Linked DNA regions of Mus musculus: regions 1 and 2 are each linked to region 3. A link is a loop called in an ENCODE intact Hi-C map of the cell type or tissue named here. Cell type or tissue: heart. All regions are shown on one strand.

The links. Peaks named below come from ENCODE experiments on the same cell type or tissue, not always from the same donor. Only the 100,000 strongest peaks of a DNase experiment are listed, where the experiment ranks them.
Region 1: it touches region 3 in a loop (14-fold over the local background); 13 of 42 quality-filtered maps call a loop at or near these places.
Region 2: a loop joins it to region 3, with 2.3 times the contacts of the local background. A loop is called at or near these places in 5 of 42 quality-filtered maps.

Annotation. Positions count from the first base shown.
Region 1 is chr4:43,487,902-43,495,901 of GRCm38, reverse strand. It overlaps Ccdc107 (coiled-coil domain containing 107), which reads right to left and starts at 2,537. Exons shown (of 6, transcript NM_001037913.2): 1 at 2,366-2,537; 2 at 2,143-2,294; 3 at 647-707; 4 at 470-560; 5 at 281-393; 6 at 1-205. The coding sequence starts at 2,471. It also overlaps Rmrp. In heart, CTCF peaks have their summits at 2,445 and 3,060; DNase peaks (open chromatin) are centred at 2,541, 2,951 and 4,951; H3K4me3 peaks cover 2,381 bases; H3K27ac peaks cover 3,157 bases.
Region 2 is chr4:43,857,130-43,865,129 of GRCm38, reverse strand. No RefSeq gene overlaps it. Among named protein-coding and RNA genes, the nearest start is that of Olfr155, 6.8 kb to the right of the region's middle. In heart, a CTCF peak has its summit at 3,787 (motif pointing right); no DNase peak of the experiment used is centred here; H3K27ac peaks cover 480 bases.
Region 3 is chr4:43,417,539-43,425,538 of GRCm38, reverse strand. It overlaps Rusc2 (RUN and SH3 domain containing 2), which reads right to left. Exons shown (of 12, transcript NM_199057.3): 3 at 3,290-3,934; 4 at 2,913-3,098; 5 at 2,680-2,820; 6 at 1,788-1,864; 7 at 1,445-1,619; 8 at 1,250-1,355; 9 at 595-641; 10 at 1-242. Among named protein-coding and RNA genes, the nearest start is that of Fam166b, 7.6 kb to the left of the region's middle. In heart, CTCF peaks have their summits at 4,998 (motif pointing right) and 6,484; DNase peaks (open chromatin) are centred at 1,988, 3,498, 4,998, 6,418 and 1 weaker place; H3K4me3 peaks cover 348 bases; H3K27ac peaks cover 566 bases; H3K27me3 peaks cover 2,753 bases.

The DNA.
Region 1 (8,000 bases), 70 kb before region 3:
TAAACCTTCAGTGGTTGTTCCCCATTTACTGCTGGACCCTTTGTCACCGTCTTGTGCCACCTTCTCCTCAGCCCCTGCTCCACCTCCCAGGAAGGAGCTAGGTTCCGTGTTTCTGGGCTCCAGGTTATGGGCTCTTCCCAGGCCTGACTGTTTCCAGCTTCTTGGTCTTCTTTCCCCAGGTCCTCAGTAAAGGGTATGCTGGCCTCTGTGAAGGAGAGACCAACTTGCTCTAGTTTCACAGCCATGGCTCTCCAGCCATAGAAACCTCCCAACCTTTTACCTGGTTCTGGAACTTCCACTCCTGTGCCAGGCTGGCAGTCTTGTAGAAGGTGGTGGATGGTCTTTAGTTTTGTGTCTAGAAGTTCCCTCTGGGTTCCAACCAAAGTCGTCACCCTGTAGAAATACCCACTCAGGGGGCTGCCCAGTCTGTCTCCTTGGCTCCCACCTCACCCACCCCACAAATTCTCACTGTTCAAAAAGGGGATCCAGCTGTGTCATCAGGTGGTTCAGGTGCTGCTCCGTCTGGGCCAGCTGTTGTGTCAGCTGCACCAGCTGTTGCTCTGGGAGTGAGGGAAAGGGCATGGTTACTCCTGCAGTCCCCTGATCTACTCCATCGCCAGAAACCACCACTAAATGCTCAACCCACCTGACTGCGAGGATTTCTTCTTGTTTTTTTCCTCTCTGAGAACAGCAGCCTCATCTGGGCCCTGTTGTGGAAGCAGATAAAGACAAGGCTGCAGCAAAGGCCCCAGCACCTCAGAGCCAGTGAAGAGAGGAGCCATAGAGAAAGCTCTGGGCATCCACCTCAGAGAATCCCAGTTGTCTCTAGTCCAGCTGCTTACCCAGAACATGAAGTGAAACGTCAGGATGCCCACACATGGCCAGACTGCTAAAGCACTCCTGGGAATGTGAAACTCTCCAGTAGGGACGGGAAGATTGCTCTTACCCCAGCCTTCTTATTTAGCATCCCTATACCTCGCTGCCTTTGAGGTAGAGTCTTGCTAAATTGTCCAGATGGGCCTTGCACTTACAATCCTCCCTCATAGTAGTTGGAATAATAGGACTGTGTCACCAGTTCCTGTACCCTCAGTCTTTGCTGGTGAAAAAAAAAATCTCCAATCTGTTCAATTCACATTATCCCATTACAGATTAAAAATCTAAAACAAAACAAAACAAAAAACCCAACAACAAAAAGTCTATATAGTGCTCTTTGCTCTAAAAGGCAGTGCCCTATGGTTTATTTTTAGGATACAATTCTCCCAGTGCTCTGATAGGTAGATAAAGCACAAGCCTCCTTCAGAACCTTTAATTGGAAAGTGGGTTATCATAACACCGTGAAACTGTCAGCCGCCATGCCTACCTCTCTTCCACGGGTCCCGCTCCTCTTCTCAACTGCTTATGTATTCTTCTCCATGCATAAGACAGAAATACTGGTCTCGAACTCACAAGAGCTGTTCCTGCCTCTGTCTCCCCTGAATGCTGGGATTAAAGGCGTCTAACACTACGCCTGGGTAGAATTTATTAATCTATCTTTAAACTCCAATCTTCATCCTAGCCTGTCAAGTCTGCCTGGCTCTTTAATCTCATCTAGTTTTATGTTACTAATTAGTTCAGCCTCTATTCCCCTGTGCAAGTAATTGACCAGAGTTGAAGATAAAGCACTGGGTGGTAGGTTCCACTTTCCATGTCAACAGTTTCAAAGTAATCAGAATGTACAGTCAGTTCACATTTCAGGGTTTCCTTCCTAAGGAGAGCACGAAACGGCTTGGTGTCTGGTCCACTAGACACTCTGTTGCTGCCGCGATTAACTCCTTGGGCCAAGGTTGGAGCCTCAGCAGCAACTTCTTTTTTTGCATACTGACACTAGTTGGGTTAAAACCCCACTTACATCAGACACTAAGTGGATGAGCTCCAGATTGAAAATCGATCGTCACTGGAGAGAGGAGTAAAAGTAACGGTTTCTACAATTTCTCAGCCCCCTACATCCATTATCTCTCTGGATCCTCGAATGCCCCAATAATGTGGAAAAACCAAGGAACGAGCCTTCATTTTACAGGTAGCCGGGAAGCGGTTGTTCTTGGTACTGTAGCGGCCCCAGGAGATTAAGGCCCAGGGCTCCCACAACCCACCGCCATACCGCACCTGCAAACACTTGAACAGCACAAAAGCCACGACGGCCGCGGTGTACAGAGCGCCCAAAGACAGCGATCCGGCCCGGGCTCGCTCGCGCTGATCCTTGGGTGGCGGCTGCCGCCGAGGTTCGGTGGTTCCCGGACTGACCTGGGAGCCCCGTTCTGTGGATTAAAGCCATCGGTCAGTTTCTACTAGGCAGTCCCAGCCTCCCTCCAGCAGCTCTCGCAGGTACCTGGGTGTGCCCCCAGATCGGCGCTGGGGCGCTCCCCAAGGACTCCAAAAGGCGCAGACACAAGCAGCAGCCCCAGAATACTCAACACGGGGCCAGCGCCCTCCATGCCTGGCCCACCAGAATCGCACGCCGGGTACCCCGCGTTCCAGCGCTGGGCCTCCGGCCGTAGTGCGCACGCGCAGGAGACCACGCCTACATCGGGGGGGCTGAGTCCCTTAAGGCGGCCACGCCCATCTCAGGATGGGTTTAAGCAATATTTGCATAAACCACGCCCACCTAGCGTTCCTACATTAATTAATGACCTATCTATTTATAGCTTTCTTAAACAATTATGTCTCCAGAATCTTTCAGGATAAAGTATCATGCCTAAAACAATGGCTCATTGTTTTTCTACCTAGAGAGACCAATTTTCTCACCATAACCAAAAAATTAAGCCTGTTGTAGAGTCATAAATTAGTCGCGCCTAGAAGCTAAGGCAGCTCGCTCTGAAGGCCTGTTTCCTAGGCTACATACGAGGGACATGTTCCTTATCCTTTCGCCTAGGGGAAAGTCCCCGGACCACGGGCAGAGAGTGCCGCGTGCACACGCGCGTAGACTTCCCCCGCAAGTCACTGTTAGCCCGCCAAGAAGCGACCCCTCCGGGGCGAGCTGAGCGGCGTGCAGCGGGGCGTCATCCGTCAGCTCACATAGTGACGCAGGCAGTGCGACCTGGCTCGCACCAACCACACGGGGCTCATTCTCAGCGCGGCTACACTTTTATTTATTTATTTTTGTTTGTTTGTATTTTGGTTTTTTGACAGGGTTTCTCTGTGTAGCCCTGGCTGTCCTGGCACTCACTTTGTAGACCAGGCTGGCCTCGAACTCAGAAATCCTCCTGCCTCTGCCTCCCGAGTGCTGGGATTAAAGGCGTGCGCCACCACGCCCGGCCACTTTTATTTCTATACAACCTTCAGAGCCAGATGTGAATGTACTAATTAGGAAATCAAGGTCACCCTTTCCTAAGAAAAGAAGAAAGAAAACGGAGACAAATCTGAATTCCTAATTTATTCTTTAATAGCTGTAATTCTTTTTTTAGACTGCTAGTCCAAAGAGAGCAAGACTGTGGGTTTTGCTTTTTTGTTTTTTTCCATTTTACTGTCCGAGCCTAGTCACTTGTTGCTAGGGGAACTTGAGGAAGTGAATGAAATTAATGAATGAATGTTCACAGCGACTCAAAAGGCAAATATACAACTAGGTCCTTCTGGGTCTCATGTAACCTGGGCTGGCTTCATTCTCATGTAGCTGGAGCTGGCCTAGAACTCCTAACCCTCCTGCTTCCATTTCTCAAATGCTGGGATTATGTAGTAGCAAGCACATAAGATTCACAGAGCTGCCAGATGTGGCACCACACTCCTTTAATCCCAGCAGTGGGGAGACAAAAGCAGACAGATCTCTATGAGTTCAAGGCCTGGTCTACATAGTGAGACCCTCTCTCAAAACCGAACAAAAGGAATGAAGACTGAAGTGTGGACACTATGCCCCTCCTTAGATTTGGGAACAAAACACCCATGGAAGGAGTTACAGAGACAAAGTTTGGAGCTGAGATGAAAGGATGGACCATGTAGAGACTGCCATATCCAGGGATCCACCCCATAATCAGCATCCAAACGCTGACACCATTGCATACACTAGCAAGATTTTATTGAAAGGACCCAGATGTAGCTGTCTCTTGTGAGACTATGCCGGGGCCTAGCAAACACAGAAGTGGATGCTCACAGTCAGCTAATGGATGGATCATAGGGCTCCCAATGGAGGAGCTAGAGAAAGTAGCCAAGGAGCTAAAGGGATCTGCAACCCTATAGGTGGAACAACATTATGAACTAACCAGTACCCCGGAGCTCTTGACTCTAGCTGCATATATATCAAAAGATGGCCTAGTCGGCCATCACTGGAAAGAGAGGCCCATTGGACTTGCAAACTTTATATGCCCCAGTACAGGGGAACACCAGGGCCAAAAAGGGGGAGTGGGTGGGCAGGGGAGTGGGGGTGGGTGGATATGGGGGACTTTTGGTATAGCATTGGAAATGTAAATGAGCTAAATACCTAATAAAAAATGGAAAAAAAAAAAAAGAAAAGAAAACAAAAACAAAAACAAAAAAAAAAAAAAAAACGAACAAAAGACCAAGACAGGGTGTTACATTGTCTGCTCTAAGCTGTGTTGTTTGAGACAGTCTCAGTAGCCCAAGATCCTTCTGAGATAATCTCTGGAGTGCTGGGGTTGCTAGAGATGCAGCCAGCATGTACCTCTCTCCCTGTTATCTTTTACCTCTGCTACATCTTCAGAGGGCCATCTTCAGATCAATAGCTCTCGGAATGAAGAAACACGTTCCATTTGCATCTCGGTCTCCAGGACTTGGCAATCACCAGGCATGAGGCACACGAGTGTTAAATAAATGAATAAACCATGAGAGTCTTATCTTGTTTTCCCAGAGAGGGGGGCATAAGGACAGGGCAGGGCAGGGCAGGGCAACAGGAGTTGTTAAAGTCTGATTGCTCCAAGGCAGCTTGGATGGGAAAGAAGAGAGGTACAAACCTGGAGTGGCTGCCAGCTGGCATAGTGTGTGTAGATAAATTCAGGTTCATTCTAATGGGACAAATGACTCACTGATGGCTGGCTTTTTGTTTTGGGAGTTTTGAGTCAGGTAGTCCAGGTTGACCTCAGAACTCTTTGTGTATATGGTCAAGTACGCTCTAGAACTTCTGAAACGCCTGCTTTTTCTTCCTGTACACTGGGACTCTAAGTGTGTGCCACCAAACCTGGTCTCCAGAATAAGGTTTTGTTGTTTCATTTTGATGGTACGGGGTCGGGGTGTGTAGGCTCCCCCAGCCTGAAGCGGGTTGGTACAAATCTTGTCACCATTGAGGTGGGGCCACCTGTGGTGCAGCTTTCCACCCCCTTATAAACACGGTTTCTTAATAAACTCATGGGCCTTGATCAAAACCTTTGTCTTGGCTCCATTATTTCTCTCGACCATCTAGTTTCTCTCTTTTCAGCCCCAGCCTGCCTCCCAAGAGTACCCCAGTTCTTATAAGCCTCAGGCCAGCTTACTACAGAGGTGCTTCTAGCCATGTCCTCACACATGCCAGGCAAGTAGTCTACCACTTCACTATAGCCCCCAGCTGCTTGTTTTTAGTTTTAGTTGGAGATAGGATCTCATTCTTTAGTCCAGGCTGGATCCTAACACATAATCCTCCCGCCTTAGCATTCTGACTTGTGTCACACTGTCTGGTTCAGATTGCTACTTAGAGAACACTTGCTCATTATTGCCAGATCTCCTCACCCTCAAAGAATCAGCCAGTTGAGATTTTTAAGAACTGTCAGGGTACAGTAGCACGTGGTTTTTTTAATCCCAGCACTCGGGAGGCAGAGGCAGGTGAATCTCTGTGAGTTTGAGGCCAGCCTGGTCCACTGAGTGAATTCCAGAGCTGCACAGAGAAAGCCTGTCTCAAAACTTAAAATAAAATAAAATTTGAGAATTTTATTTATTCATCTTTAAAATTTAGTCTTCTCTCACACACTACATCCTGACTGCAGTCTCCCCTCCCCCACTTCTCCCATCCCCATCACCTCCATTTCCCTTCAGAAAAGAGCAGACCTCCTAGGGATATCAACCAAATACAGCATAACAAGTTACAATAAGACCAGGCGCACACCCTCATATCAAGGCTGGGTGAGGCAACAGTAAGAGGAAAAGGGCCCCAAGAGCGGGCAGAGGAGTCAGAGACACCCCCACTCCTGCTGTTAGGAGCCCACAAAACCACCAAGCTAGCAGCCATAGCATGTATGTAGAGGATCTAGCACACATCCATGCAGGTTCTGTGATTTCCCATCAGTCTCTGTGAGGCCCTATGAGACCGGCTTAGATGATTCTGTGGGCTGTGTTTGGTTTTGTTTGTTTTGTTTTGTTTTGTTTTGTTTTGTTTTGTTTTGTTTTGTTTTTCGAGATAGGGTTTCTCTGTGTAGCCCTGACTGTCCTGGAACTCACTCTGTAGACCAGGCTGGCCTTGAACTCAGAAATCTACCTGCCTCTGCCTCCCAAGTGCTGGGATTAAAGACGTGCACCACCACTGCCCAGCGGGCTGTATTCTTCTTGTGTACTGGACCCCTCTGGCTTATACAATTCTTCCCTGTCTTCCTCAGGGGTTCCCTGAGCTCCAAGGGGAGGGACTGGACAGAGAGCTCCAGTTTGGACTCTCTCTGCCTAATGTTTGGCTGTGGATCTCTGCATCTGCTCCCATCAGCTGCCCCCACCTCCTACCCCCATATCCTAGGTCTCTGGGCTATCCAGCCTCTAGTTCCTGATCATCCAGGCAGTGTGGGGCACGGGCTCCCTCTCATGAGAGTGTCTCAGTTTAGATCAGATACGGTTGGCCACTCTCACAAAGTCTGTGCTTCCATCTTCCCTACTCCTGCACATCTTGCAGGCGGGGTAGATTGTAGGTCAAAGGTTTTGTGGTTGGGTTGGTGTCAGTCCTTGCACTGGAAACCTTGCCTGGTTTCAGAAGATAGCTGGTTCAGGGTCTGTGTCCTCCATTACTAGGAGTCCTCATAGGGTCTCCCTCTTAGATTCCTGGTTCTACTGCACCAGGTTTCCACAACCTCTCACCTCAGCCCCAATGCCAGTCTGTTTCCACATTCTCTCTCTCCAACACCCCGACTCAATTCCCCCTGTTCCCAAGCCCACCTGCCTGAGCCCACCTGTAAAATTAACAGTAGAAGATAGTGACTTGGCTCATGGCTCTGAAGAATGGGAATTCCAAGAACATGGTGTCATCATCTGGCAGGGACATCTCACAGCTCTATTACATGCTGGAGAGCAAGAACACAGGAAACGAGATGGAGACACACAGGATGGGTCTGTCCTTTCATGGAGAGCCCATCCTCAGATGACAGCATCAGGATATTCGATAGAGCCAATCGTCCCCATCTCCTCTCAAGCAATAGCAGTTTAAATGGCATGGGCTCATAGTGTGGGTCTCAGGTTGGACCAGTCATTGGTTGGCCACTCCCACAAGTTCTGTGCCATCTTTACCCTAACACATCTTACAGGCCGGACAGATTGTAGGTTAAAGGCTTTGTGGCTGGGTTGGTGTTCCAGGTGCACCACTGGAAGCCTTGTTTACAGAAGATGGCTGGTTCAGGCTCTGTATCCTCCATTAATAGGAGTCCTCACTAGAGTCCACCTCGTGGGTTCCAGGGAGTTTCCATTGTCCTGGGTTCCTACCTCGCCCTGAAGTCCCCAATTCTGGTCGCCTCTCTCAGTATTCTCTCTCTCCACTCCTCCCCCACCTGATCCCTCCTGTTCCTGTCACACCCACCCTCTTCCCAGGGAGACCCATGTACCCCCCCCCCACACACACACTTAGAGCCCTCCTTATTACTTAGCCTCTCTAGGTCTGTGGATTATAGCCTGGTTATCATTTACTTAACAGCTAGTATCCACATATATTTATTTCTATGTTTGTCTGTCTTTCTGGGTGTGGGCTACCTTACTCAGGATGATTTTTTTTTCTAGTTCCATCCATTTGCCATTTGCCTTCAAATTTCATGATTTTTCTTCTTTTTAAAAAAGATTATTTATTTATTTTATGTGAG
Region 2 (8,000 bases), 440 kb before region 3:
AATCTCACACAGTTAACCTTCTAAAGAAGTGAAGTATTCCCCCATTCCTCTCTGCTTAACTTGTGCAGTTCAGTAGTCCCAGGAGAGAGTTAAAAGCACCGAACACCTAGGACTGGGTTGTTGCTAGACAGTAGAATGCCTGCCTAGTGTGCTTGTGAGATCCTCGTTCTGTTCCCAGCACCACAAAAACAAACAAATGAATAAACAAACACCAGGGAAATGTTTATCAGGCCAGACTTCTCTTTCCTTCCACAAATCATGGAATTAAAAAATTTGACAGATAGAGCCTAGAATCTGAATGGTTAGGAACTTCTCTGGGGGTCCTGAGAGATATCTCAGTGGTTAAGAGGCGTTCCTCTTTGTGCCAGTTGCTTTTGATGTCAACTTGACAAAAGCTAGAGTCATCAGGGAGGAAGGAGCCTCATCTGGGGAAACGCTTCCTTAAGACTGGGCTGTAGGCAAACCTGTAGGGCATTTTCTTATATGTGATCGATGCCGGAGAGCCCAGCCTATTGTGGGGGGTGCCACTTGGAGGCTGGTGGTCCTGGGTGTTATCTCTCCAGCCCCTAAAGTAAGAAAACAGGCTGAGCAAGCTGGTAAGCAGCAGTCCTCCATGGCCTCTGAACCAGCTCCTGCCTCCAGGTTCCTGCCCTGCTTGAGTTCCTGTCCTGACTCCCCTCAATGACCAACCGGTGTATGGAAGCATAAACCAAATAGGCCTCCCCCTCCAACTTGCTTTCGGCCATGGAGCTTCATCCCAGCAATAGAAACCCTAACCAAGACAGCATCCAAGGAGCGTGTGTTTTTTGCAACGGTGGCCATGCACTTCTTTCTCTGCTGTATTTATGTCTTATCTTGTTCTTGGCTGTGTTTTATATCTATCTATTTGCCTTTGGCCGCATTTTAGAAGTACTTGAGATAAGAATGAGGGCAGTCAGAATAGCTTTAATGGGATCAACTAAGAGGAAGATTGTATAGGGGCTGAGATGCTGCTGGGTTGGTGGAGGGCTGCCCCTAGCATGCATGAAGTCCGGGTCTTAATCCCTAGCACTGCATAGACTGGGCCCAGTGGTACAACCCTGCAATCTCAACGTTTAGGAGGAGGCAGCAGGTAGATCAGACTTTCAAGGGACATCCCTGGCTACATAATGAATTTGAGTATAGCTTGTGATCATGAGGACACCCCCCCACACACACAATACCAATTAGATAAGAAATTAGAATTAATAAGTGAGTTGTTTATTTTATTTGAAAACCAATTTTTGATGTATAATTTGCAGGAAAAAAGTTCTGGAGCTGATGAGGTGCTCAGAGATTAGGAGCTCTGCTGCTCTTTCAGAGGATCTAGGTTCAGTTCTCAGCACCTACATGGTGGCTCACAACTGTCTGTAACTCCGTTTCCAGGGCATCTGACCCCTGAATCTTCTGGTCTCTGAGGGCAGTAAGGCACACATGTGGTGTGCAGACATACATGCAAGCAAAACACTCATGCATGCTTTATCTTTAAAAAAATTTTTTTTAGATTTATTGATTTCACGTGTGAATGTTTTGCTTTCATATAGGTATGTGAACATACACATGCCTGGCATCTGCAGAGGCCAGCAGAGGGCACTGAATCCCCTGGAACTGGAGTTACAGACTCTTGTGATAGACACTGGGTATCTAACCCTGGCCTTCTGCAGGAGCAACATGTACAGTTAACCACGGAGGCATTTCTACAGCCTCTAGACACGTTTTGCTTTGTTTTTGTTTGTTTGTTTTGTTTGTTTGTTTTTATCAAGACAGGGTTTCTCTGTATAGCCCGGGCTGTCATGGATCTCACTCTGTAGACCAGGGTGGCCTTGAACTCAGAAATCTACCTGCCTCTGCTTCCCAAGTGCTGGGATTAAAGGCTCGCACCACTACTGCCCGGCCACATTTTTTTTTTTTTAAAGTAAAAGTAAGCAGACTGTTTTAAGATGCAAATCTATGGGCCTTAAGAAATTAGTGTACAAAACCAAGATCAGAAGAGCCCCTGCTCCTCCACAAGGAGTCCTGTGTTCACATAGTCAGTTGGCCGTGGCTTCAGACAACAGTTGTGTTTTTGGCTGCTGCCTCTTAGTGTTGACTACTCCAGGATTCCAGTCATACGCTGGGCTTCTTTCTCTTAGTACACTATTTTTGAGAGAATCTCATTTTACAGCCTGTTTTGATAGTTTTGTCGGTTGTTTTGATAATTTTTCAGTTGTTTTGCTAGGTGTCGTTCCACTGCATGAACATTCAACTTACAAAAATTAGTGTGTGCCTGTGCGCGCGCATGTGTGTATGTTTGTGTGTGCATGTGTGTATGTGCATATATTTGTGTATGTGTGCATATGTGTATATATATGAATGTGGTGTATGTGTGGGTATATACATATATATGTGTGTGTGTATGTCATGGGAAATTCATACAAAAGCATGAAGACCACAAAAACTTGTAGGTTTTCCTTCTCGCTCATGTTGGTTCCAGGGATTGAATTCAGGTTGTCACGCTCTGCAGCAAGCGCCTTACCCCAACTAGTTTTTTGAGAAGGAATCTAACACTAGTCCAGGCTGGTTTCCAACTCATGATTCTCCCATCGTAGCTCAGCCACCCAGATGCTAGCCTTACAGAGTGCACAGCCATGCCCACCCTCTTCGGACATACCTACAGGTTATTTGGTTATTTTCAGCTCTGCCTGTTGTAACTAAGACTCTCTGGGCCTTTGTTCATGAGTACATGGAAGGACTTGCATGGTCATTTCTACCGAGTGAGCACTCATGTCTCAAAGTGCACTTGGAGTATTTTAATTTATGGAAGTGGCTGGGTGGTGACACTCGGAGGCCAATGCTATTGAAAGATAATTTTATGACTTAATTTTCCAAGAGGCGAACACCACACTACACACTGTCATTGGGGAGGAGCAAGGGAGCACTGAGGCTGGGTCAGGAGTCAGAAGCAGGAGTAGGGGAAATCACAAGGCTATATTATTAGGGCTTTTGTGGTCCATACAATGCAAAGTGGAACAAGCTAACGACTCAGGACTGACTCATGGACTAACATTTGGGAAGTGGCGTTGGGAAGCTCAGTAGTTCAAGGTCAACCTCAGCTACACAGCAAGTTTGAAGGCAGCCTAGGTCCATATGAGAGCCTGTCTTGAAAAATCCACAAACAAAACAAAACAAATACAAACAACATTAACAATAAAACCCCCTTTCCCTTCCAGAAAGCCTGTGGTGTAGTGTTAGTGTCTTAATACACCTAAGAGAAAAACAAAGGCTTTGTTTGAGGCAGAATTTCCTCACCCTCATGACTGAGCAGGGGAGCTACTGGACATCGTGATTTGAGAAACATAAACCAGTCTGGTCAGAGCATTATTATCTGGCAGTGTTGACATCAACTCCCCGTGTTGTAGTCGTGGTGAGTGCAGAGAAATAACAGCCACCTGGGCACTTAATAAATACAGAACATCTTTCCGAAATGTAAGAAAGGGACCCCAGGAGGCTGCGAACACAGTAAAGTCTGCATCTAGATATTTCAAGGCTTTGGGGCTCGACACTTGGTAAGGAACGTCCACTGTCCACCTAGGAGTGTCATTCCTGCCTCTCCACTCTGAGCGCTGCGGGAAGAGCATGGCGGGAACAGACTGGACGCTTACTAGAGATGTAGCATCTCACCCACTTTCGCTTCACTGAGACCAACTCTGCCTTTTCACGAGGTCCTCAGCATTTGAGGTGCTGCTAAAAACTTGCAGAATTCACGACCAGCAACTCTCAGAATGTCCACCAGATGGCAGGTTTGCAGCAGTCAAGCCGTAGCTGAAGCCGCCAGCCACCCATGGCACCTTATAATAGTCTGGGGATTGGTGTAAGAAGGTGTGAACTTGCCCTTGAACTTCTGGGAAACGCATGGGGGAGAGAGTGAAGAGGAAACCCTAATCAAAGAGTGGCAGGTGGCCCTCGCCAATTCTTCTCACCTGGTTGTTCTCCATAGTCTTCCCATGCATCATGTAGTGGGAGGAGTGGACACACATTCTTACAAAGAAACTGAAGAGAGGAGACTCAGCCAAGTGTCCAGCAGTAACAAAAGCCTTTAGCCAGACCTGGAGGGCAGGCGTCTGGCTGCAGGCCTGGCTGAAAGTGTCCGCACAGGGGCAGGCAGCCTGCCTGCCTTTCAGCTCCCAACCCACTCCATTTGGAACGGGTCCTACTCAGGGCCTGACTGAGCCTCTAAGGGAAGTGAGCATCAGCCTTAACCAGGAACACACAGGGCTGGCTCTGGTTGCTAAGGAATACTGTGAGCTCCCTGATAGCCTCTGAGCCTGTGGCCAGCATGGGCTGAGGCTCCCTGACTGCAACTTCCCCTCAGTTGGCTTTGTTTTCCTCTTTCAGCTCTAAAAACAGTCACTTGAACAAGTTCTGTGTGTGTCTGTTTCTGTGTCTCTTCTCTCACTCTCTCTCTTTCTGGTGTCCTGATTAAGAGCACATTTGGGTTTTATAGAGCTCTATAGAGGATGTTGGAGTCTGAACAATATATGCTCAGACTTCAAGAACTTAAGAACGTTTTGGGGGAAGGAAGCAACAGTTACATTTCTCATCCCATTGTTAGCCATTAGCAGGGATGCTAATTAGAATCATCAACGTGCAAACCTTACTACAGTTCCTTAGACTAGAAAGAGAAGGACCACACAGTGCAGCGAGGCTGAGGAGATTGCCAAGGAACACAAAATCAGCACTTCCTGCTTTATTCACTATGGTGATGTGTTAAAGAAAAGGTGGTGTGAATATGTATACACACCCTGCAGAACATTGAAGCCCTGTCATTTGGGACAAAGTGGTTGAACTCAGAGGGCAGACGAGCTGTAAGTCTCGGGCCTGCAGGGAAGTTAGCTGTGTGCTCAGGTGCCGTACGATGGAGAGGAAAGCCATCTTGCTGGTCCCTGAGCACACACGGCCGTGCGCAAATCTCCAGACCTAAGTCTTGGATACCCAAAAAAGGTACGCCTGTGATGCCCAGCAGCTGCATCCCAGGAGCCTGCTGTGCCCAAGTGTCTGGCTCTCTGCCGGCTCTCCAGGGGCTGTGCAGGATGGTGAGTGTTGGTGGCCCAAAACAAACACACCAGACCGGGAGTCTTGTCAAAGCAGGAACTAGTTTTATTGTATCAGTCTTTTGTTTATACAGGGTTGAGGAAGGAGGTGGGGATTTTTGGTGAGGTAAGATGATGTAAGGGGTAGGGAAGGGTGACAGTGTGGGATGACTGACAGGGCCAATAAAGTTATTCTACACCATTGGTAGCTTGGCAAAGGCAGGCTTAAGCAGGTCTTGCTGAGTCACTCCAGTATGGAAGTGAGCAAGGTAGGTCTCTAAACTCGAGCAGAGGCTCAGGTTTCCTCACTAGGCCTCAGAATCTGGCCGAATAAGGCCCAACACCTGAGATGGTAGCAGAGTTTCCATTCTTGTAGAATGCTGACAGTTCCCCTTGGGAGGCAGAGGCAGGGATCTCTGAGTACAAGGCCAGTGTGGTGGTTTGTATATGCTTGGCCCAGGGAGTGGCACTATTAAGAGGTGCGCATGTTGGAGTAGGTGTGTCACTGTGGATGGGGCTTTAAGACCCTCATCCTAGCTGCCTGGAAGTCAGTCTTCCACTAGAAGATTTCAGATGAAGATGTAGAACTCTCAGCTCCTTCTGCACCATGCTTACCTGGATACTGCCATGTTCCTGCCTTGATGATAACGGACTGAACCTCTGACTCTGTAAGCCAGCACCAATTAAATGTTGTCTTTATAAGACTTGCCTTGGTCATGGTGTCTGTTCACAGCAGTAAAACCCTAATTAAGACAGACAGCCTGGTCCACAGAGCAAGTCTTGAAAGAGAGAGAGAGAGAGAGAGACAGAGAGAGAGAGAGAGAGAACTCACAGTGGAGTGATATTTCTTCTGAGTAGTTCTCCAAGGGAAACAAAACAAACAAACAAACAAACAAACAAACAAACAAACAGGAGTAAAAAAAGTCAAAGCACCAGAGGGTTTAAAGGCATATTTAGGCTCCCACCAGTATCCAAAAGAAAAGGTCAGAAGAGAAGAAAAGAGGAATATTCTTGCTTGAGTCAGGACTCAGAGCAGGCAGACCCAGCCAGTCGTGCTCCTAGGGTCTGCACTAGGAGGTGGTGTGAACTTAGGAGAAGAAAGTCCACTACAGAGGTGAGCCTGCCTTCCTAGAACACACCCCTGGCTGGATTTACTCTTAAGGGAGGAGGCGAATGCATGTCTCCACCCAGAGGTGAACTCCATTCTTTACTATAACACACTTAACAAATACAATTTCCACAACTCAGTTAAGCCAGGAAAAAGGAGCTATTTTCAAGACTTTGTCTTAACACAGCAAGTCAGATTCTCTGGAGCTTGCAAAAGAGGTGGGAATGAGACAGAGCAAAAAACTGCAGATTCACCAGCAAAGAGCCCCAGACTTCCCACTTCCCTCAACCTCTCTTCTGAATTATGACCACTTTCCTCGCCTTGGTAGAGGCTCTGGCCCACCTCTCTGTGGTGGGCTGGTTAGGACTCTGCTAGTTCAAAAAACACTAAAAGCAGGGTCCTCATCTTACAGATTACCCCGTGCATGCTGGGCACAGTGGTACATGCCTTGGGAGGCAGAAACAGATGGATCTCTGTAAGTCCAAGGCCAGCCTGGTCTACACAGAGAGTTCTAAGACAGCCAGGGCTATTTAGGGGAACCCTGACTCAAAAAAATTTTTTCCCTGAGCTTTAATGTGGCTCACTCCTGGAATCCTAACACTTGGGAAACTGAGGCAGGAGGACGGTGCCTGCTTGGACTATGCAGTGAGATCCAGGTCAGGAAGGAAGCTCTGGTAGATTCCCTGTCCAAAGACAACGACAATTTCCATACAGCTTAGCTTTCTCTTTCCTGTCTCCCCCTGGAAAGTCCACACAAAACCCTCATCTATTTTAGTGTCTCATGAACTGACCAGAACCTCTGCTACGGTCTGGATTGGGCACAGCAGACTCCTGGGGTCTGGCATACATTTCGAGTGTCCACGGCATAGGCCTGGGGGTTTGCTGACAGGCATGAATGCTCAGGGACAGCAAACGGTCTCAGTGGGTGAAGGTGCTTGCCACGAAAGCCTAACCCTGGAGCCCTGAGTTGGATCTGCAGAACCCACTTTAAAATGCAAGGAGAGAACCAATTCCACGAAGATGTTCTCAGACCACTTCAGGTTTGTCATGGCATGTGCGTGCACACCCAATAATAACAATAACTTGTAAAAATGAAGAAGAAGTTTGTGCTTAGATATAATTGCTGCCTCCTGGATATGACATAGACTACATGTGATAAACCCATGGGGTGAGGAATTGTGCAGGCATCAGGTCATGGATGCCTTAGGGACTGTTGGAAGTTGGCTTTTGCATAGTCCCATTTCCCCAGCCCTGGATCCACACCAAGTGTCTCTATTTCTATAATGAAATACTTGAGGCTGAGAGCTTTATAAAGAGGTTCGCTGAGCTCATGGTTTTAGGTCCCCTCTCCTCCTTTTCTCCTCTTTTCTTTTTTCTATTTTGAGAGACAGGATCTCACACTGTAGCCCAGGATAGCCAAACACTGACTACGTAGTCCAGGTTAGCCTCACATTTATGGCCATCCTTTAGCCTCTGTCTTTCCAGTGCTTGGCTCACAGGCACAAGCCGTCCTATCTGCCTTTCCTTGCTCCTTTATGGGTGTAGTTCCTTTTGGTTCTTGGAGACAAGGTCACTAACTTGCTACGTATCGGGCAGTGGCCTTCAATTGCTGATCCTCCTGCTTCTTCCTCCTGAGTCCTGGGCTTGTAGGTGTGTTCCGCCACACCCTGCTTTTCAAATAGAGTTTTTAGGCTACCATACGAATGATGGCTTTCATCATGGTCTCCTCAGTCCTATAGGTGTGCCATTATATTTTGCTCTCATGGGTTCCCCTCCCCAGTTCCTCAGGCATCTCGTTTCTCCAT
Region 3 (8,000 bases):
CCTGGCCAACTGCAGTGTTGAGTGCGCAGACAGCAGCAGGTCCTGGGACACACGCAGCAGTTCCTTGTGCTGCCGCTGCTGCCGCCCGCTCTGCAGCAGCCGGTGCTGGAACAGCAAGTCCAGGCTGAAGGGTAGCAGGGCTAAGGGCTGTAGCAACAGCAGCAGCTCCTCGAAGAGGCCTGGGCACACCGTGTGTGCGGCCCGCAGGAAGCCCCAGGGCTGGTAGTGGGTCTGGATGATATCTAGGGAAAGAGAGGGAGACAGATTCACACTCACGAGTCTAATCTGGCCTGAGAGGGACACCAAGAAGCAACCCGGGCAGCCACTGCATGCATCCCCACAAGCTGTGGACATTGCTTTCGTTTGCACAAAGGCTGCTGCAGTGTGCTGTGCACACACCCCAAACAGCAGCTCTGGGTTTAGAAAGAAAGGCTGGGGTTCATGGCCACCCTAACTGCCAGATCCCCTAAGCCTGCTGCTGCTTCAAGGTTCCAAGTCAAGAAGACGCCCCAAACTCTGAGAATGAAAGTATGGATGGTCCTCCCCAACGTCCCGTACTGAGGTGGTTAAGGCAGAGCAGGCTGCGGATATTACCTTCATGGTTATACAGGTGATTAAACCAGAACTCCAGAGACCGGATGCTGCAGGAAGACAGAGCAAGAGTTTAGTGTTGTGGATACAGCCAGATGATGAGGGGATAGGTGCAGAAGAGCAGCTCCGGGGAGGAATACAGATGAACATCTATAGCGGGGGCTGCCTGGTGCACCCTGCCATGTCAACGGGGCTGCAGGGGGTGGGGTGAACACGGGATTCACAAGTCAGTCAATTCTTGGAATGGAGACAACTTGCATGGGAGTCAGGGTGACTACTGACTGAGGGGACAGGCTGCTGGGGACAAAGGGGACGGCCAGGCTGCCACCACTACCCCACACTCCTGGGACACGTGTTCTAAGGTGAGTATAGATCTCAAGTGGGATTCAGAAGCCAAGCTGGAGCTGAGACATCACCGTTTGCAGACACCGAACACTGAGAAACCCAGCTTCTTTCTAAACAGGCCAGGCCATGGCCTCTGAAGTGGAGGGGCCTGATGGTGGGAGGTGTCAGCGCCTGCCGAGAGGCTGCACCTCGGTGGGGTAAAGGCATCCCAAGGAGCAGACACCCCTCCGGTCTCCTTCCAGGCAGCCAGCCCCTGAGAGGAAGCAAAGCTATGGTGGGGCTGGCTGCTTACATCTTGCCATTCTGCACTCACTTGAGCAGGCCGAGGATGAAGGCGTTGAAGCGCATGGTGTGACTGGTGAGTTCTGGGAACTGGCTGACTTTGTTGTAGAGGCCATGCAAGACCTTGGTGGATGGGCCTGGGGAGAAGGCAGGTTTGGAGATCACATTTCTAACTTCTGGAACCCCAAATTCAGTCCGGAGTCCAGGGCTGCAATCTAGTACCTACCTAGCTGTGTGGAAGCCTCGACCACACTCCAAGGCATGTTTTTACGTTGGCCGATGATCACATCCAGTACGAAGGCCTTGAGTCCGTCCTCGAGCACGGCCTGGACTGCAGGGCACAAGTACTTCAGAACCAGGTGGCCGACATTGGGGCTCACAGAACTGTTGCCCAGCTTTGCCTGCGGATACATAGGGCAACCGTGAGAAGCCTCACCTTAGTCTGGCTTAGTCAGACCCTCTTGGATGTCCCCCGGCCATTTCTGTCCCCGAATTCCGTCCCCGAGAGCAGAGGGAGGTGACGGCCGAGTCTGCAGGGCATAGCTCAGCTCTTGATAGTGTCAGCATACCTTCACGCCAGGATCCCGGCTCGTGCCAAAATGGGCCACAATAAGGTCCACAGCGGTGTTGACAGCTTTTACCAGCCCTGTGAGGGAGAAGTGGCTGTCACAGGTCCCCTTGGGGAGATGCTAGCCCACCTGGTGGAGGCGGACACCTGAGTGGGGAAGAGGAAGTTGCCCCTCCCCACCGACGGTTCTCGTGGGTCTTTCCTTTTCCGGGGGTTGGCTGCTCTCTTCATGGACAGCTTTCCCTCTCTGACCTTTGCGTTTTGTTTGGCTCTACAAGCAACTCCGCCTTCTTGGCCAAGCTCCTGCCCCTTGGCCCACTTGGTTATTTACCCTGTAGTAGCTCCTGGACTACTGGTCACTAACCTACTGACCAGCATGCTCCTGCCAATTCTTGTCTTCTGTCACCCACATGCTTGCCCAGAGTCGCTCCAACTACAGCCTTCAATTAGAGTACTTGGGGGCTCTGTTTGCTTATGTGTATCCTTTAAAGATGGTCTCACTATGTAGCTCTGGCTGTCCTGGAACTGACTAGGTAGACCAAACTGGCCTGGCACTCAGAGATCTACCGGGTCTGCCTCCCAAGTGGTAGATTAAAGGTACACACTATCATGCCAGGCTCCAGGAAATATTTTTAAATTATGTACCAGCCTCTCTCATTGTACTTAATTTGGTGAGGGAAGGGCTGACGCCTGATTCTTAAGTTCCTGATACGTGGCCCTCATTCACTCAGACACTACACAAGCTTCAACTTCTTGCCCTAATGCTCATGGGCTCCTTATTGGTGTTTGGGGTTTTAAACACCCAAGTCTTCTGAAGGAGTTCCTAGCATGGTACCCGGCACCACAGGCTCGGATGGCAGGATCCCTGGACCAGGCTGGGTGTGGCCATGTACCTTTTTTCTGAAGTATGTCGATGGATATGGCCTCCGAGTTGCCATCGGGAGACAGACAGAACTCAGCGGGAGGCTTCTCGGTTAAGGAGAAGGGGTCCTGCAGGTCAGGACAGGTCAGCGACAGTGGCTTTGAAATCTGACCTAGAAAGAAGAAAAAAAGAAATCCCGAGAAGCTCTTGGCCAGGCCCTTCTCAGCTTGCTCTGAGTACAACCAGGGGACCTTGGTCACGTACCATTCAGCCGGCAATTCAGATGGCTGGTTGTGCCGAAAGAACCAGGGAACTCAAAGATGGGGTTCCTGCGGGCCAGCCGAGCTTCCGGTGGCCTTCGATCTAGGCTTCCTGACAAACCAGGTGGCCCTAATGGGTTCTTCCTCCTGTATTCCCGCCACTTGAGGGCCTGAGGGGACAGGTGGTTGGCTGGAAGTGGAAGCAGGAGAGAGAAAATAGTTAGAAGGAGCCAGTATTTCATGGCTACCAGGCGGCCGTGTAAAATGCTAGGGCTAGGCCAACATGTCAATCACCTCCAGCCACTGTGGACGTGACCCCCACTGAGAGCGTTAAGAACCCACCCAAAAGAGATGTAGGCTTGCTTGGAATGAAGCTCGTACCATTGTTGGGCCTGTTGGCCATGCTGCCCTCGCCACCTCCTCGAACCAGACTCTCTGCCCGGGTGAAGCCAGATCTCCAGGAGCCCAGAGGGGGTAAACTTCCTGTGCCATGAAGCCTGTACTCAGCCAAGGTCGGAATCTTCTGGTCCTCCTTCGGTGGCTGCTGGGATGTGGCAGGGCGCACAGTAGGAGGGCAGGTATGGCTCCATGGTGATACACTGTCGGCTGCTGTGCCCTGCTCTGGAGGCGGGGAGCAGGAGGTAGAGGCAGAGGAGTCGGTGCTAGACCCAAAGGGGCCGGCACTCCGGACTGGGGAGTAGCTTCCCAGGGGCGATGGCCGCGAGGTCTCTGGTTCAGGCCCAGCGTTTCTGGCGCCTCTGCCAGAGGCCTGCGATGTGAATGGCTGCGGCTCTCCTGAGGGAGCTGGGGCTGGGCCTTGAGCAGTAGAGATAACCAGCGGGGCGGGCTGCTGTGCGCGGCTGCAGGGCATAGAGAGGCTGTAGAGCTGGGAGAGGCTGTGCAGGGCCCGGGCCTTGGCCAGCTGCTTGGGGAAGTGATGTTGGAACACGAACGGCTGGATCGGTAGGGTGGTCGGCCTCTGTTCCTTGCTGTAGCGAAGGACGGGTCGGCTTTCGGTGCCACCCCCTGTAGCAACAGCGATGGAGAAGGACTGAATCAGAGAGACACTGAAACCCAAGCGGGAGGAAGAATCACAAGGATCGGTGATACCCAATGGGGATAATGGGCTAGCCTGGGCTACAGGCCCTGAACAGGGACAGGCAGGTTCCTCCTTTGCGGAGGGGACGCTGCTCCTCCCTGTAAGCCTGCCCTGCGCTTTTTATGACCGGGAATGCCTTCTGCCTCTCCACTTTCTCAACTCTGCAGGTGTCAAGGCATGTTTGGAGGCTCCGTGCTCACCTCACTGAGCAAGTGCTCCCTGGCAAAGGTAGCTGTGTTTCAGACTTTCACACAGATGGCTCCCAGGCCCACAGCATCTAGCTCCCCTTGACCATCCTGCTGTGGAAAGGGCTTTGCTTTCGTTTTAAACGAAAACAGCCTGGCTAGAAACATTGTTCCTAAACCGTGTCGCCGGAAGCTTCTACACTCTTTTCATCTACGGGCTCTGCGCGGGTTTTCCTGATACCTTCCATTTCTGTCAGAGTCAGTGCCAAGATGTCGCTGACTTCAAGTTCTCTCTACCCATCCACCACCCTGTCTCCACTCACACACTCCACTCCGATTTTGAGCAAATTCAGCAGTAAGACAAGTAAGTATTTACTTGTAGCCAAATCGGCCAAACTTCATTTTGTTTTTTGAGACAGGGTTTCTCTGTGTAGCCCTGGCTGTCCTGGAACTCACTTTGTAGCCCAGGCTGGCCTCGAACTTAGAAATCCACCTGCCTCTGCCTTCCAAGTGCTGGGATTAAAGGCGTGCGCCACCACTGCCCGGCTCCCTGTATGTGCTCCCAATCCTGATCTCTCCCATGATCCCCTCCTAAGAACTTCAAAATCTACCTCTGCTCTCTTTGAAGAGGGATATTTTCCAACTCTTGGGATTTTTTTCCCAGCCACGTTTCAGGTCAGTGTTCCTTAAATCACAGGTCCCAGAACTAAACTGAGGTCCAGAACAATGCAGGGTGCCACGGTATTTGTTAATGAACTGTTATCTCAATAAAACACCGTTCATGCTGCAGCTATCTAAATGAACACAAGGTGGCGCCACACACTCTTCTAGGGCCTAAAGCCCTGGGCGTGGCTCAACAAGAAGCAGGAGGAATTCATTTCTCCACAGATCAAGAAACTTATTTGTGTTTGTTTTTTGAGACAGAGTCTCATGTAGTTCAGAGTGACTTTGAACTTGCTGCGTGGCTAAGACTGCTCCTGCCACAGCTTCTAAGTGCTGGCTTTGTTACAAGTCTGAGCCACCTTGCTACACACAGATCAGGGAAATTTAAGTTAAGTTGTTGTCTCAAGTTAAGGTCACTCAGCTGGGAAATAGCAGAGCACAGAATGTTGCCCAAACCAGAGTCGGCTTCTGGGGCCAAAGTTCTTGACCACATCACATTACACACACAGTGATGTCAGGCTGGGTTTGCTGGGCCATCTTTCTTACTCACGTCATGGAGTCATGAGGGATGCGTACACAGGCTCATAGAGAAGTGTTCACTCATGCTCCCTGACATCCCCAGTTCTCAGAGGACAGCCTGTCTTCCTTGATGTGCTCAACACACCTCCACCACTCAGTCCTTAATCATACCTAGTCACTAACGCCCTGGGGCCTCGTCCCTGCTGTGATCTGCCTGAGATTTCATCAGTCCCTTCCTGCTCAGCCCTCTCACCCAGTTTCATTTCCTTTTTGTAAAGTGTCGGGAAGAATTTTCTAACGTGTTTGCTGCCTGTTACTCTTCACAGGATTTCCAGAAAAGTCGGGACCAAATCCTCTCAGTCGCTGTGTCTCTAGGGTCTGGGCGCATCTCAGGAACCGAACAGTTAAATGAACGACTCTCTACTTCTGATTCAGTCTAGTCTCCTCTGCCTCAAATCACCTTATATAAATCTGATTTTCTTGAAAAAATGAATTTATCTGTGGTTGTTGCTCAGAGAATAAAGATCACATGTGCTGTGTACCTGGGAAGCAGCCCCAGTTCCTGGGTTCCTTCTTACAAGGTAGCATCCAGAGTCCCAGGGGCAGCCAGTCAGTGCTCTGTGTTCAAAGGAAGGAAGCAACCCCCCACCCCCGCTGGAATCTACCTCTGGGCATGGATTTGGGAATGGTTGATGCACATTTTGCAATCTGTTATTCGCCCCAAATCAACTCAAGGACACTTTACAAATCGAATTTCACTCTGGCCTCGGTCTGATTAATTTTGCTCTATCAAGATTTGGCAAGATCCCTTTTCTCAACCGCCGACCCTGCTGCTCAGGTTCTCAGGAGGAGCCTCAGCTTCTTCCAGTCCTGTCCAAACTGGTTCTTCCTTGGCTATCCATAAATTCAACCAACTGTCAACTCATTTGTTGGCTTTAAAAAGAGTGCACAGGATCAGGGGAAAGAGGGTGACAGCGTCACTGGAGGCTGCCCTGACGGAGAAGTCCCACTGGGACTGGGGAGGAAGCGCTTCTGGTAGAGAGCCTGCCCAGTAAGGCAGTACTAAGCCCGGTCAGTCCGAAGGGCTGAGCGTACCCAGAGGTTCATTCCTGTAGTCCCAGCAGGAGGCAGAGGCAGCGGCCTCAAGGTCGTCCTTGGCTACACAGTTTGACGATAACCTGGGATTCATAAGACCCTGCTTCAAAATAGTTTAAAAAAAAAAGTAAACCTTATTTCGTGTGTGTGTATGGGAAGAGGCATGCGGAAATCATGGGTTAATTTTTTCCTTCCCCCATTTAGACTCTAGGATCAAAGAGCCTATTGGCAAACGCCTTTACTGGCTGAACCATCTCGCTGACCCAAGAAAAATGCTTACATTTTTAAAAATATCAAAAGCTCTTTAAATTTTTGAGTCTAGTGAAAACACTTCAGTGGCTGCTGGCTCTCTCCTCTGTCTCTTCCTCTTTCCTCTCCTTTTCTTTTGTTCCATTATCTTGGATATGTGGTGTCTCTGTGTGTGTACACACGTTTGCATGCATGTGAGTATTTGTGGAGGCCCCCAAGTTGATACTGAGACTCATCCTTGATCACCCATCTACCTCAGACCCAGAGCTCTTGGATCTGGTCAGTCTTTGTAGCATGCTCTGGGCATCCGTCTCTGTCTCCTGAGCCTGGAATTATGGGTAGGCTGCACAGCTACCAGGTATTGGTGGCATCTGCAGTTTCGAGGGTGGTGACTGTGATACCTGGCAAGGTGCTTTAATCACCAAGCCACCTCTCCAGACCCCCTTTAAAATATTTAAACATTTTGAGACAATATAGACCTGGCTGGTCTGGAACTTGCTATGTAGAACAAGCTGTCCTCAAAAATCACAAAAGTCTACCAGGCCTCTTTGCCTCATGAGTGCTGGGATTAAAGGTGTGTGCTACCGAGCCTGGCTGAAATATGTATTTTAATGATCATTGTGTGTGTGCACGTACAGGTGTGGGAGTCAGAGGACAACTGTGCAGGGTGGGTCCTGTCCTTTCATGTAAATTCTAAGGATTGAACTCAGGTCACCCAGCTGCGACCACAAGGGCCTCTACCCGCCGGGCCACCTCGCTGGTCCCATCTTAAACTTCGGATTGAATTTTCAGCCTTCGCTTCCTAAATGCTAGAATTACAGGTGAGCCCGACAAGCCCAGCTTCATCTCCAACCTTGAGGGTTGCTTTGCTCAGCCCTTAAGTCACACTATCCATCCCCTGGTTCTATTCCTGTTTACTTTGTAATTCCACACATTCTTCATGGATGACCACTTTTAACTACCCCTCCTCCCTCCCGCCCTCCCTGGCAGGGTCTCACTCTATAGCCCCGTCTGGGTGAGAGATCACCGAATAAGTAAGGCAGTGTGCTTAGAACCCACAGAGGCCCACTACTGCTCCTAACCCCGTGACCTCCCACTCTACAAGGCAGGCTCTCCTGTCGGAAGACACTTCTCCACACCTCCCACCCAACCCACCAAGGAGCTTTCTAAAGTGCAACTCAAAATGTGCCATTAAGCACACAGAAAACCAAACCAAACAATACCAACACAGCCACTCTCCTGATCAAAATCCTTCGGTGGTTCACCCCCACCGGCAAGGCTC